Linked DNA regions of Homo sapiens: region 2 is linked to region 1. Evidence: chromatin contacts called from ENCODE Hi-C or POLR2A ChIA-PET data. All regions are on one chromosome and are shown on one strand. Each heading gives the region's core, a stretch centred on a gene start or an enhancer-like site at or near the end of the contact. The rest is flanking DNA. Distances are from core to core; before and after follow the strand shown.

What was found. Hi-C counts contacts between places; a loop is a spot of excess contacts on that map. ChIA-PET counts read pairs that join two places held with the same protein, here RNA polymerase II (POLR2A). Pooled maps may share reads with other maps.
Region 2: a loop to region 1 is called in a map of PC-3, with 15 times the contacts of the local background. The contact joins two enhancer-like sites. A Hi-C loop is called at or near these places in 1 of 168 maps with a recorded cell type or tissue (PC-3), 1 of 37 single-sample maps with no recorded cell type and 11 of 50 pooled maps. POLR2A ChIA-PET finds 5 or more read pairs at or near these places in 1 of 52 experiments (A549).

The regions. Positions count from the first base shown.
Region 1 is chr12:116,952,602-116,958,429 of GRCh38, reverse strand. The region is part of intron 4 of FBXW8 (F-box and WD repeat domain containing 8); the gene reads right to left. Among named protein-coding and RNA genes, the nearest start is that of FBXW8, 45 kb to the right of the region's middle. Within about 2 kb of position 3,454, at least 2 of the 41 ENCODE cell types and tissues checked have a DNase peak (open chromatin) inside an H3K27ac peak, as active enhancers do.
Region 2 is chr12:116,814,856-116,820,791 of GRCh38, reverse strand. The region is part of intron 7 of RNFT2 (ring finger protein, transmembrane 2); the gene reads right to left. Among named protein-coding and RNA genes, the nearest start is that of HRK, 64 kb to the left of the region's middle. RefSeq lists a silencer at 1,060-1,419 and an enhancer at 1,620-1,669. Within about 2 kb of position 1,296, at least 40 of the 41 ENCODE cell types and tissues checked have a DNase peak (open chromatin) inside an H3K27ac peak, as active enhancers do.

The sequences.
Region 1 (5,828 bases), core at 2,205-4,704:
GTCCACATTTCAAGAAACATTCGTGCCCTTAATATGTAAAAGTTTGAAGAACTATTCACTTGCTCCTTTGCTTCTTTGGTATTTCTTTGCTCCTTTGCTTCTTTGGTATTTCTTCAGTAATATCAAAGAATACCAATCAATAAAAGCAAGAGTATTTACTATTTTCTATGAAACACGATGGGGTTGTATTATGCAATTAACAAAATGAACTCAATCCCACAGTGCAGAATCCTTCTGTGGAAATGCACTACAACAAACATCAAGTGGGGCTTAAGACGCATCAATTGAAAAATAATGAACGTCTTAATGGACCTTATGAGATACATGCACTACACACTTAAAACTGTTTTCCATACATCTTGGTTAATCACAATCAATAGAGTCAGAGTCAATGATGATTATGCAGAGTTATTGTAGCTGTGGCCCTTCCCATTATTCCTCGGAGAACCAGAGATGGATAAATGCAGTCATGAGTTCACCAGTATTTATCAAGGATATTCTGGAGCTCCTTCATTAAAGATATAATAAATGTAATGCTCTCCTCTAGTCACTTATCAATATCTTACCTCAGACTTATTTACCAGAAGAGCATGTATACCTCACAGCAGAAAATAAATAAATTTAAAAGTATTTTTAAAAAGAGGTCCCTAACGGGTAATGATCGAGTTCCTTATGGGAAACAGTCCAATGTCACAATAACTAGCAGCAGAAAATCTATACAAAACAAGGTTTAAAGGAAAACTGTTAGGGGAAAAAGTTTTTTTAAAAAAGGAGAAAAATGGAACGCATGTCCTTAGTAAGTATATATGGGCAACATTTATCTCACACAACCTTATACCTATGTTATTTACAAAGCATCTGTTATCTCAACAGTCTCAAAGTAATCCATAGGCAGTATTTATTTTTCACACATACATATAAAACTAAGCGAGTGTTGGAAACACGATCCTTGAGGGCTTCAGTTCCCGAACAGAAAATATTTTTAAATTCAGGGCAAATATATACGTATTCACATTAAAGCTACTATTCATATTTTGGCATGGTATACAGTCGATAAAAAGGTCCTTTTTTAAAAAAAAATTTTTTTTGAGACAGTCTCGCTGTCACCAAGCTGGAGTGCAGTGGCATGATCCTGGCTCACTGCAACCTCTACCTCCCGGGTTCAAGTGATCCTTGTGCCTCAGCCACCCGAGTAGCTGAGATTACAGGTGTGCACCACCATGCCTGGCTAATTTTTGTATTTTTGGTAGAGAAGGGGTTTTGCCATGTTGGCCAGGCTGGTCTCAAACTCCTGACCTCAAGTGACCCACCTGCCTTGACTTCCCAAAGTGCTAGGATTACAGGCATGCCACTGTGCCCGGCTAATAACAAGGTACATTTGTAATTACTGGAAAAAGCAGAGGACAACATAGCTAAAAGCAAGGTATTTCAAGTTACCTTAGATGACTTTGTTTATTTTTTGGAGATGGAGTCTCACTCTGTTGCCCAGGCTGGGGAGCAGTGGCATGACCTCGGCTCACTGCAACCTCCACCTCCTGGGTTCTAGCGATTCTTCTGCCTCAGCCTCCCGAGTAGTTGGGATTACAGGCACGTGTCACCATGCCCAGCTAATTTTTCTATTTTTAGTAGAGACAGGGTTTCACCATGTTAGCCAGGCTGGTCTCAAACTCCTGACCCTAAGTGATCCACCCACCTTGGCCTCCCAAAGTGCTGGGAGTACAGGCATGAGCCACTGTGCCTGCCCTGTTTAAAATTATATTTTCCAATACTTCTTAATTGTAAAACAATGATAAAATTCCACTGAAGGGCCAACAGGCAAACTGAACCAACCAAAGATTCAGACACCAATTTTTACATATATAAATTTGAAGCTCCAAATTTTGCTCTCTGTCTACAAAGAACTGCAAACCCTCTCACTCTGACGCCAGGGTGTATGAATGGGGCTCAGAAAAATAAAAACATATTTGAATCAGGCCATGTCTGGCAGCTGAAGCAGCAGCCAGAGATCACTTGGTTGCTAGAGAGGTATGGGCAGTTTTGTTTTGTATCTACTTGGGCACACTTGCCTCAAAAGGAATGAAGCAAAAATGGGACAACTGAGTGTTTTTAGGGTAAGAAGAGCGCTAATGGTTTGCAGCAAATGATACAGTTCTCCTTCCAACCACACTAGGCAGAAGAGAAGCATGGATACACAGCCCTGCTCCTTCCAGCAAAGGCAGGAACGGTATGCTAAAAAGGCGGAAACCAGGGGAGAAAATATTTAGGAGTAATGAAAAAAACCTCAACACAAACAGGTTGCTTGGTGTTTTTTTTAAAACCAAAAGAGAGAAAATGTCCTCTCATATGAATAGAAAAGTGTGTTTTCTTATGCCAACTAGAATGCTTTAGCCTTATGAATCTCAAGTAACAATGAGGAGAGAGTTTATTGCAAAACACCATCATACTCCTGGGCATCTGATAAAAGCTTCTGGTGAGCTAATGGCTTAATGGTTAGCAGAGCTGGCACAAGGCCTCCAAGGAGCTACTGGTTCTACCTGAGATGCACTCTTCACTAGGTGGCTCTCCTTCACTACTTATGGCAAACGACACCTAGCCCTGCACCTCAGGTTTTATACTGTCTTTTTTGAACTCATGATGTCATCTGATTGCAACACTTAACTTCCAGAGGGCAACTGGGGAGAAGGAAGACGAGAACAGTCTAAGCATCACAAAACAGAACAGGGATGTTTCCATATGCCCCTTTCTTCTACTCTTTCTCCTCAAGGATAAACATACAATTTTCAAAACATTCTAAAATTCTAAGAGCTGTTACCACAATAAATCAAAGAAACAAACAAAAGACATGTTTCCTGAGCACTTACTATCAACTAACTTTCTAGACAAACTCTGTGCTAAAACACAAGGAAAACACACACTAAACCTCGCTAGCATTTCAGGAGGTCCAGCAGATCACAGATACAAATGCAGACAGGCGCTGAACTTTGAGAGAAAGACAGGTGACTGATTCTGTAGAGACTGGTGACTTATGAACATAAATTTTTCTCAAGTTACAGAAATGAGAAATTTTCGCTGAAAAAGCAAAGTAAAAGTTGTGTCTGAATGTCTCAGTCGCAGTTGAAGGCACGTCCACTTATCTCTCCAACAAAGAAAACAACTGGTGCAGGTCTTTTCTGCGCTGCTGCATATCCTTGCTAAGTGGTCAAGTGACAGCAGAGAAAGACAAGAACGAGGGCCAGAGAAGGCGCTCACGGAGGTAATGGAAGTCCAGAGAGTGTGGAATCGCCGAAGGGGAGTTTTCCTTTCTTACACACTTGGCTCAAAGTTTCCTGGGTCCTGGGAAAGATGTTAGACTCTGAGGGCATACAGATGCTTAATACAGGGCCCCCCCCCCCCATTTCAAGAGGGGAAAGTCAACAGCACCAAATGTTGCCAAGAGGCTGGAGAGGACGAGCCAAGAAAAGGCTATTGGTTTGTTGACCAAAAGATCACGGGTGACCTCTGAGAGTGCAGCACAGTGGGGCTGGGATGGAGCCAGCTGGAGGGAGGTTAGACGGGGAGGAAGGAAGAGGGGCAGGAGGCACGGGCTCTCACTATGTACAGCACTAACAGGAAGATGGCAGGGATGGTTTGGAGACTTCAAGTCAAAAGGTTAGATTGCAAAGAAGCTGAGGGCTACAAAAGCACTTTTAAATAATTTATTAATCTGGAAAATAAAAATTCATTCCCCTAAATCCAGTAATTCTGCTTACAGGACTCTAGCCTAGGAAAACAATCAGGATTGCAAGACTAGGAGACGATAATGAGAGAACTTTAACTCTTTATTTTATATACTTATATAGAATTTCAAGTTTCTACAGTAGCATGTGTCTAATCATTTTAAAATAAAGATTTGTAATGCTAAAAAGGAGAAAAATTTGCAGACATCTATACATAAAATATTCATAACATACATATAACAAAACACAGGAAATGACCTTAATGTCCACTATTAGGGGAATAAATAGGGAAATTGGGGTATAATTATCCAAAGTGTTTTTGCAACAAGTCAAAGAAAGTAATGAAAAATATGCAACATGAAAAAAATTCATCAGTTTGGTGAGGGAAAAGGCCACAAATCTAACAAAGGCTACAGTCACACTATGAAAAAACATGCATAGAAAAACAGACTGAAAACCAAACCAGACACATGGGAGACCTTAATAAAGGTTGTGTTCCATGCTAGAATTTGAGTGGCTTTCTCTTCTCTACTTTCTAACACGGTTGCAAAACAACATGGTTTTTACCACTGCTTTTTCTTTTTTTTTTTTTTTTTTTTTTTGAGACAGAGTCGCCCTGTCGCCCAGGCTGGAATGCAATGGTGCGATCTCAGCTCACTGCAACCTCTGCCTCCCAGGTTCAAATAATTCTCCTGCCTCAGCCTCCCAAGTAGCTAGGATTACAGGTGCCCGCCACCACGCCCAGCTAATTTTTGTATTTTTAGTAGAGATGGGGTTTCACCATGTTGGCCAGGCTGGTCTTGAACTCCTGACCTCATGATCTGCCCGCCTAGGCCTCCCAAAGTGCTGGGATTACAGGCGTGAGCCACCATGCCCGGCTGGTTTTGTTTTTCTTGTTTTTTGTTTGTTTGTTTTGTTTTGTTTTTTTGTCTTTTTTTTTTGAGATGGAGTCTTGCTCTGTCGCCCAGGCTGGAGTGCAGTGGCGCGATCTTGGCTCACTGCAAGCTCCACCTCCTGGGTTCACGCCATTCTCCTGCCTCAGCCTCCTGAGTAGCTGGGACTACAGGCACTCGCCACCATGCCCGGATAATTTTTTTGTATTTTTTAGTGGAGACAGGGTTTCACCGTGTTAGCCAGGATGGTCTCGATCTCCTGACCTTGTGATCCGCCCGCCTCGGCCTCCCAAAGTGCTGGGATTACAGGCGTGAGCCACCGCGCCCAGCCGGCTGCTTTTGTTTTTAAATAGACACATGCCACAAAAGAAAAACCAAAATGATGCTATAATAGCCAAAGCTTCAGAGCAGCAAATGAGGGCTGGAAACGGCAGCCTCACCAGCCAGCCCTGCCTGTGGATGCTGCAGAAACACAGCGGAGCGGCTCCACTCACGCACACCCAGCCTGGCCCTGAGCCTCTGCCACCTCAAGCAAGATGAGGGTCTTGGAACGCATCATCTCTAAAGTTCCTTCCAGGTTTAAAAATGTATGATTCTAAACTGAGAAAACTAAGAAAGTAGAGAACAGACATAGGCATTTCTCTAGTTTCCCATATAACATCATATATAGGTGGCAGGGGACAAGGGGAGTCTGTGTATTAAGTTTTAATGCTTACTCCATATAAAACAGTATACATTTAACAAAATATTACATACCACTCATGGTTTTAAAAGATGCTTACAGGCCGGGTGCAGTGGCTCACGCCTGTAATCCCAGCACTTTGGGAGGCTGAGGTGGGCTGATTTCTTGAAGCCAGGGGTTTGAGACCAGCCTGGCCAACATGGTGAAACCCCATCTCTACTAAAAATACAAAAATTAGCTGGGTGTGGTGGCACACGCCCGTAGTCCCAGCTACTCGGGAGGCTGAAGCAGGAGAATCGCTTGAACCTGGGAGGTGGAGGTTGCAGTGAGCTGAGATCACACCACTGCACTCCAGCCTGGGCGACAGAGTGAGACTGTGTCTCAAAACAATAAAAATTTAAATGTAAATTTTAAAAAGATGCTTACAAATTGCTGGAAAGAAAATACAGTAGATGGCTGTAAAGTTAAATATTATTTCTAAGTAAAATAATAATATAAAACAAAAAATGTTTCAGTGAAACAGCAAGGCCACACGAT
Region 2 (5,936 bases), core at 47-2,546, 140 kb after region 1:
AGGAGAGAGAGGCTCAAAGAGGCAGGGTATGTTGTTCGAAGTTGCTAGACAGTGGTGGAGCCGGGATTTAAATCCAGCCTGATTTTCCAGAGTGGCTTTGTGCCACTCTGAGAAACAGAGAAAGGGAGACCCTAGGAGACCTTAGGAGATAAAGTAAGATGTGGGAGAAAGAGAAAGAAAAGATACAAGCTATGGGGGTAGAGAGGGAAGGATAACTGAAGGATGATAAAATTCAGAATAATGGGTACCCCTGGTGGGGGAAGTGAGGACACAGGAACTTTCCAGATGCCGGAAATGTTCCATATCCACCACAGCCAATCCAGTAACCACTGGTCACATGTCGCTATGGAGCACTTGAAATGTGGCTATTCTGAATTGAGATGTACTGAAAGTCTAAAATACACAGGGATAGCTGGGCATGGTGGCTCACACCTATAAACCCAGAACTACGGGAGGCCGAGGCAGGAGGACCCCTTGAGACCAGGAATTCGAGACCAGACTGGGAAACATAATGAAATCCTGTCTCTACAAAAACTAGCCAGGCATGATGGCGCACGCCTGTAGACCCAGCTACTCGGGAGGCTGAGGCAGGAGGATGACCTGAGCCCAGGGAAGTCGAGGCTGCAGTAAGCATGATCGTACTTCTACACTCCAGCCTGGGAGACACAGTAAGACTGTCTTTAAAAACAAACAAACAAACAAACAATATCCCTTAAAAGCAAAAGAAACAAGGAATTTCAAAGTCTTAGAAAAACAACAAAAGGTAAAATATCTCATTAAAAATTTTATGTTGATTACATGTTGAAATAATATTTTGGACACATTAGGCTAAATAAAATATAGTATTAAAATTAAAGTCACCTGTTCCTTTCTAGTTGTTTAACGTGACTACTAGAACATTTAAAATCGTCTGTGTGACTACTCTTATATTTCTGTCGGACAGCTTTGTTGATACTTTGATCTGAGTGATTACATATGTTTGTAAAAATCCACTGAGCTTTATAATTAGGGCACTCCACAGTATGTAAGTTATGCCTCAATACAAAAGAAAAAGGAAAAAAGGCAAGAGAAGGGCGAGCCAGGATGGAAAGAAGCGCAGCAGGTAGGAGGCGGGGCCAGCGGGGCGGGGCTGGTGGCCGCGCGTTGCCTGGCAACGGGTGCTGCCGGTGACGTCACCACCCGGCGGCAGCCATTAATCCCCCTCCTGGCGGCGCGGGCTGGCCCGGCCGCCTGCCTCCTCCTCCCCCGGGCCCGGATGAGATCACCGCGTCGGGCGGCCGGCTGTCCCCGCGCTCCCAACAAATCGACTCCTCGGCGAGCGCCGGCATCTCATGATCTCATGGCCCCGCGGGACGGCGCCGGCCGATGAGGTCACAGCCCCGCGCCCCGGGCCGCCCCGCTCTGCGCGCCGCCGGCTCCGGGTCTGGCCTCCGGGCGTCCCGCGCCGGTACCAGGCCCCCGAGCCTGAGGCTCTTAGCCCTTCGCGGACAAAGGAGATCTCAGTTTGCGAAGGGCAAAGCTGCCTTTTCCATCCTTTTGACGCATCTTTGCGCGTCCACTCCCCGCTCTCTTATTTGGACATTTCACCCCGAAGACCCCTTGTCCAGCAGGGAGTGACCTCATCAGCTCCCCTAAACTTGAAGTCAGGGGCCATGCGACGCGGCTTGCCTGCAGGATTTCACAGCCACTGAGTGAAGGAAGTTGTGGAGCTGTGTCTTACAGACGAAGAAACGGGATCAGAGGGATAAAGGAATCTGCCCCAGATTACCCACGTAGGGAAGGGTGGCGCAGGAACCCGGACCTCCATGATGTGAATGAGCCCTTTGACAGCCTTTTTCTTCTCCTTACCTGTACCCCAAACCTCTGCACCTTTACCCCAGTTCCTCCTTGCTCTGGTGTAAACAGTGGTAACGGTCCCACTTGCGGCGTGCCCCCGCAATGCTGGGTCCTGTTCCACATGACAGACCACTGTAGAGGAATTATACGGACCATTTTACAGATGAGAACACAAGGCTCGGAGAGGTCAAGTTACTTGCTGCAGAACTGGGACTTGTACCCAGGTGACTTGACTCTACAGCAGAGCCTTTCAATTACTCGACACCACCTTCCCCAGAAAAAGAGGAAGGCTTCCGAATGTTGACAGTGGACGATACACCCTCCCTTCTCTCTCCGACAGGGTCGCCATCAAACCCAGTTGAAGAGGGTCCAGTGAGAGCCTATTAGAGGCTTCACAACTCACTTGCCAGCAGCAGATTTCTCCCATCGCTTAGAGACTGCTCACTCACACCACTCCTCAGAAGACCTCCAGCAACATACACAGCCAGGAACGACAGGAAGGAAGGGACATGACATTTACTGAACGGCAGTGCTGAACCAGGCACTGAGCCAGGGCCTGTTACTAAGGGCAAAGCTGGGAGGGATATTACCAGCCCAGGTTTGCAGACGAAAAAGCGGATTTTTTTTTTTTTTTTGAGATAGGGCCTCACTGTCACCCAGGCTGGAGTGCAGTGGTGCGATCTCAGCTCACTGCAGCCTTGAGTTCCTGGGCTCAAGCGAGCCTCCCCTCTCAGCCCCACGAGTAGCTGGGACCACAGGTGTGTGCCACCATGCCCCAGATAATTTTTTAAAGACTTTTTTTGTAGAGAGGGGGTCTCCCCTGTGTTGCCCAGGCTGGTAAATATTTTTTAAAACCAAAGTCAGATGTCAAGGAAGTACAAGTTTCAGCTCAAATGTCCATCCCACAGAGAAAGCCCTTTCCCGTTTCCCTAAACGAATTCTCCATGAATTGTTTTTATTTGTCTCTAGTGCTTGTTGAAACTTGAAGTTCTATATTTGCGTGTTGATATAGTTTAATGGTGATTTCCCCCAATGAAATGAGAGCAGGGACTCTGTTTTGGTCTGTTTCTTTCATTTATCATCTTATCCCCAACACCTTCGCAGTGCCTGTCATAATATGACACTGAAATATTTTTGGAGTAAATGCAAAGAATTGGTGGCTTAGGATGGTGAGCAGTGCTGCTCAAAACTCAGGTTTGTTTGAGTGTAAAGTGTGGTCTTACTCCATACTTTCTAGGAAGTTCAAAAGCCCCTTGCTACATATACTTTACTTACAGTGAAGTCCCTGTGGTGCTTTTCAGAGCCTATTAATTCTTAAGTGTACTACAGTAGTGACAAGTTTGGCATTCTGGTTTCCCAATCAGTAGTGTCCTCTGTTGGTAGCTGAGAGGAGAGGAAAATCAGAGGAACTGAGTAGGAAATTAGGCGTGGAAGGGACAAGGTTATACAGCTTATGCTCTCACCTTTAATAACAGCAAGGAAGAAGACGTAAAAACTACAAAAATCAGGCTGGTGCAGTGGCTCATGCCTGTAATCCCAGCACTTTGGGAGGTTGAGGCATGAGGATTGCTAGAGGCCAGGAGTTTGAGACTAGCCTGGGAGACATCATGAGACCTCCTGTCTCTATTTAAAAAATAAAAACAGGCCAGGTGCAGTGGCTCACACCTGTAATCCCAGTACTTTGGGAGGCTGAGGCGGGCAAATCACTTGAGGTCAGGAGTTCGAGACCAGCCAGGCCAACATCGTGAAACCCCATCTGTACTAAAAATACAAAAATTAGTCGGCCATGGTAGTGCGTGCCTGTAGACGCAACTGTTTGGGAAGCTGATGCATGAGAATCGCTTGAACCCAGAAGGTGGAGGTTGCGGTGAGCTGCGATCGCACCACTGTATTCTAGCCTGGGCGACAGAGCGAGACTCCATCTCAAAAAACAAAACAAAACAAAAACAAGGAAACTACAAAGACCAGACACAAGGAAAACACACAAATGGTAATCACAAAACTTTTCTTATGGGCAAAGGGAGGGAAGAAGATGGATGGAACCCAGGAGATATACACAAGGGGTTTCTAAGAAACTAGCAGTTCTCTACTTTTTAAGCTGGGTACACGAGTATTTGTTATTTTTTGTTTTTATACCTCATACATGTTATTTTTTTAAGGCCACAAGCTGAAATTTTGCTTACCCACTTTAAAAATAGACTATAACAACCCCATGAGGGGGGAAATTGTCACCTCCACTTTGCAGATGAGAGAAACTGAGGCTCAGTTTCAGAGAAGTTCACCATTTTGCCTAAGCTTATAGAGCTCAGATGTAGCAGAGGTGGGATTTGAATCCAGGTCTCTGATGTCTGTACAGATGCTCTTACCCACAACATCTGCCACTAGATAACTGGACACTCACTATTAAAACCAGAGCTGATGAAAATGTGTCATTTTCTCCCTCTCACCCCCAATTTCCTATAAAGATCCTCTCTCTGCTCTTCTGGCGAGGAGGGGGAGGAGGAGGCCGCGATCGCCTCTGGTGCTATGGTCCCAGGGGCCAGCTGGCAGAGTCCTTGGGGCCAGGCTGAGGCCCCAAAAGAGTTGCTGGGCTGTGAGTAAAAATCTTCCTGTCAACAGCAGCAGTGGGGTACCCAATTTCATTGGCCATGGTTCCCTTGATCTAAGAGCATCGGCCCCATGAACAGGAAGGGCCCAGCGCACGTGCCCCAGCAACTGCATCAGCAGCTTCCCTACACACAGGGCCCTGCTCCCCAGTACCCAGGAGAGGCCTAATTATAAGATGTTGATGATTAAGCCCATAGTGGCCTGGGACCCTGTTAGCTACGAAAAGGCGTTCTCTTCCCTCTGTCCTGGTCCCAGGTGGATGGATGAGCTTATCTGTCCCCAAGTCAGCTATAGTCTTAAGCACAAATGCTCTGGGCTAAACTGCCCAAGCCTGGCTGTTTCCCAAAACACTAGGGAGTGGAGGGAGAGGTGCAAGGGAAGGAGGGAGACAGGCAGAGATGGGCAGAGGGCATCTCCTTTCCTGGTGGTCTGGAGCCCATGACTTCAAACTTGACAAACAGGGTCCTCAAGTGTGGATCTGTCCTGCTGGGAGGGTGACTTTGCCGAAGTCATATCAATCACTTCTCTGGGCCTCAGTTTCCTCGTTAGCAAAGTAGGGGATATGGAAGGCTGAATAATGCCCCCGCCCCAAAGATGTCCATATCCCAATCCCCAGAACCTATGAATTTGGTACCTTACAGGGCGAAAGGAATTTTGTGCACGTGCAGATGTGATGAAATTAAGGCTCCTGAGATGGGGAGATTATCCCAGGTGACCTGGACGGGCCCAATATCATCACAAGGATCCTTATTAGAGGAAGGCAAGAGGGTCAGGTTGAAGGAAGACAATGAGACAACAGACACAGAGGTTGGAGAGATGCACTTTGAAGATAGAGAAGGGGACCAGAGGCAAGGAGGGCAGGGAGCTTCTAGAAGCTAGAAAAGACAAGAAAATGGATTGTCCCCCGGAGCCTCCCAAAGGAACCACAGTGCAGACACCTTGGCTTTAGCCCAGTGACACAGATTTTGGACATCTGACCTCCAGAACTGTAAGATAATACAGTTGTGTTGTTTTAAGCCACAAGGTTTGTGGTTATTTGTTACAGTACTCACAGGAAGCTAACACAGAGAAGAAATAGTTAGACTGTCATGAGGGTAGTGTCAGGATGGCATGGCTGGAGCATCTCTGGTGGGCTGGCTTCCATGGCAAGATGGGAGGAGGCCAGAGCACACCCAGGCCTGGGAGTGGCCTCTGAGCTGTGGTTACAACCACCTCTTTGACTACATCTACTACTACTAGGACCGGCTACATCATTTATGATACCCAGTGTAAAATTAAAATGCAGGGCCCCTTGTTGACATACTAAGAATCTCGGCTGGGCGCCGTGGCTCATGTCTGTAATCCCAGCACTTTGGGAGGCCGACGCAGGCGGGTCACCTGAGGTCAGGAGTTTGTGACCGGCCTGGCTAACATAGTGAAACCCCATTTCTACTAAAAATACAAAAATTTAGCTGGGCATGCTTGCACGCAGGTGAAACACCATCTGTACTAAA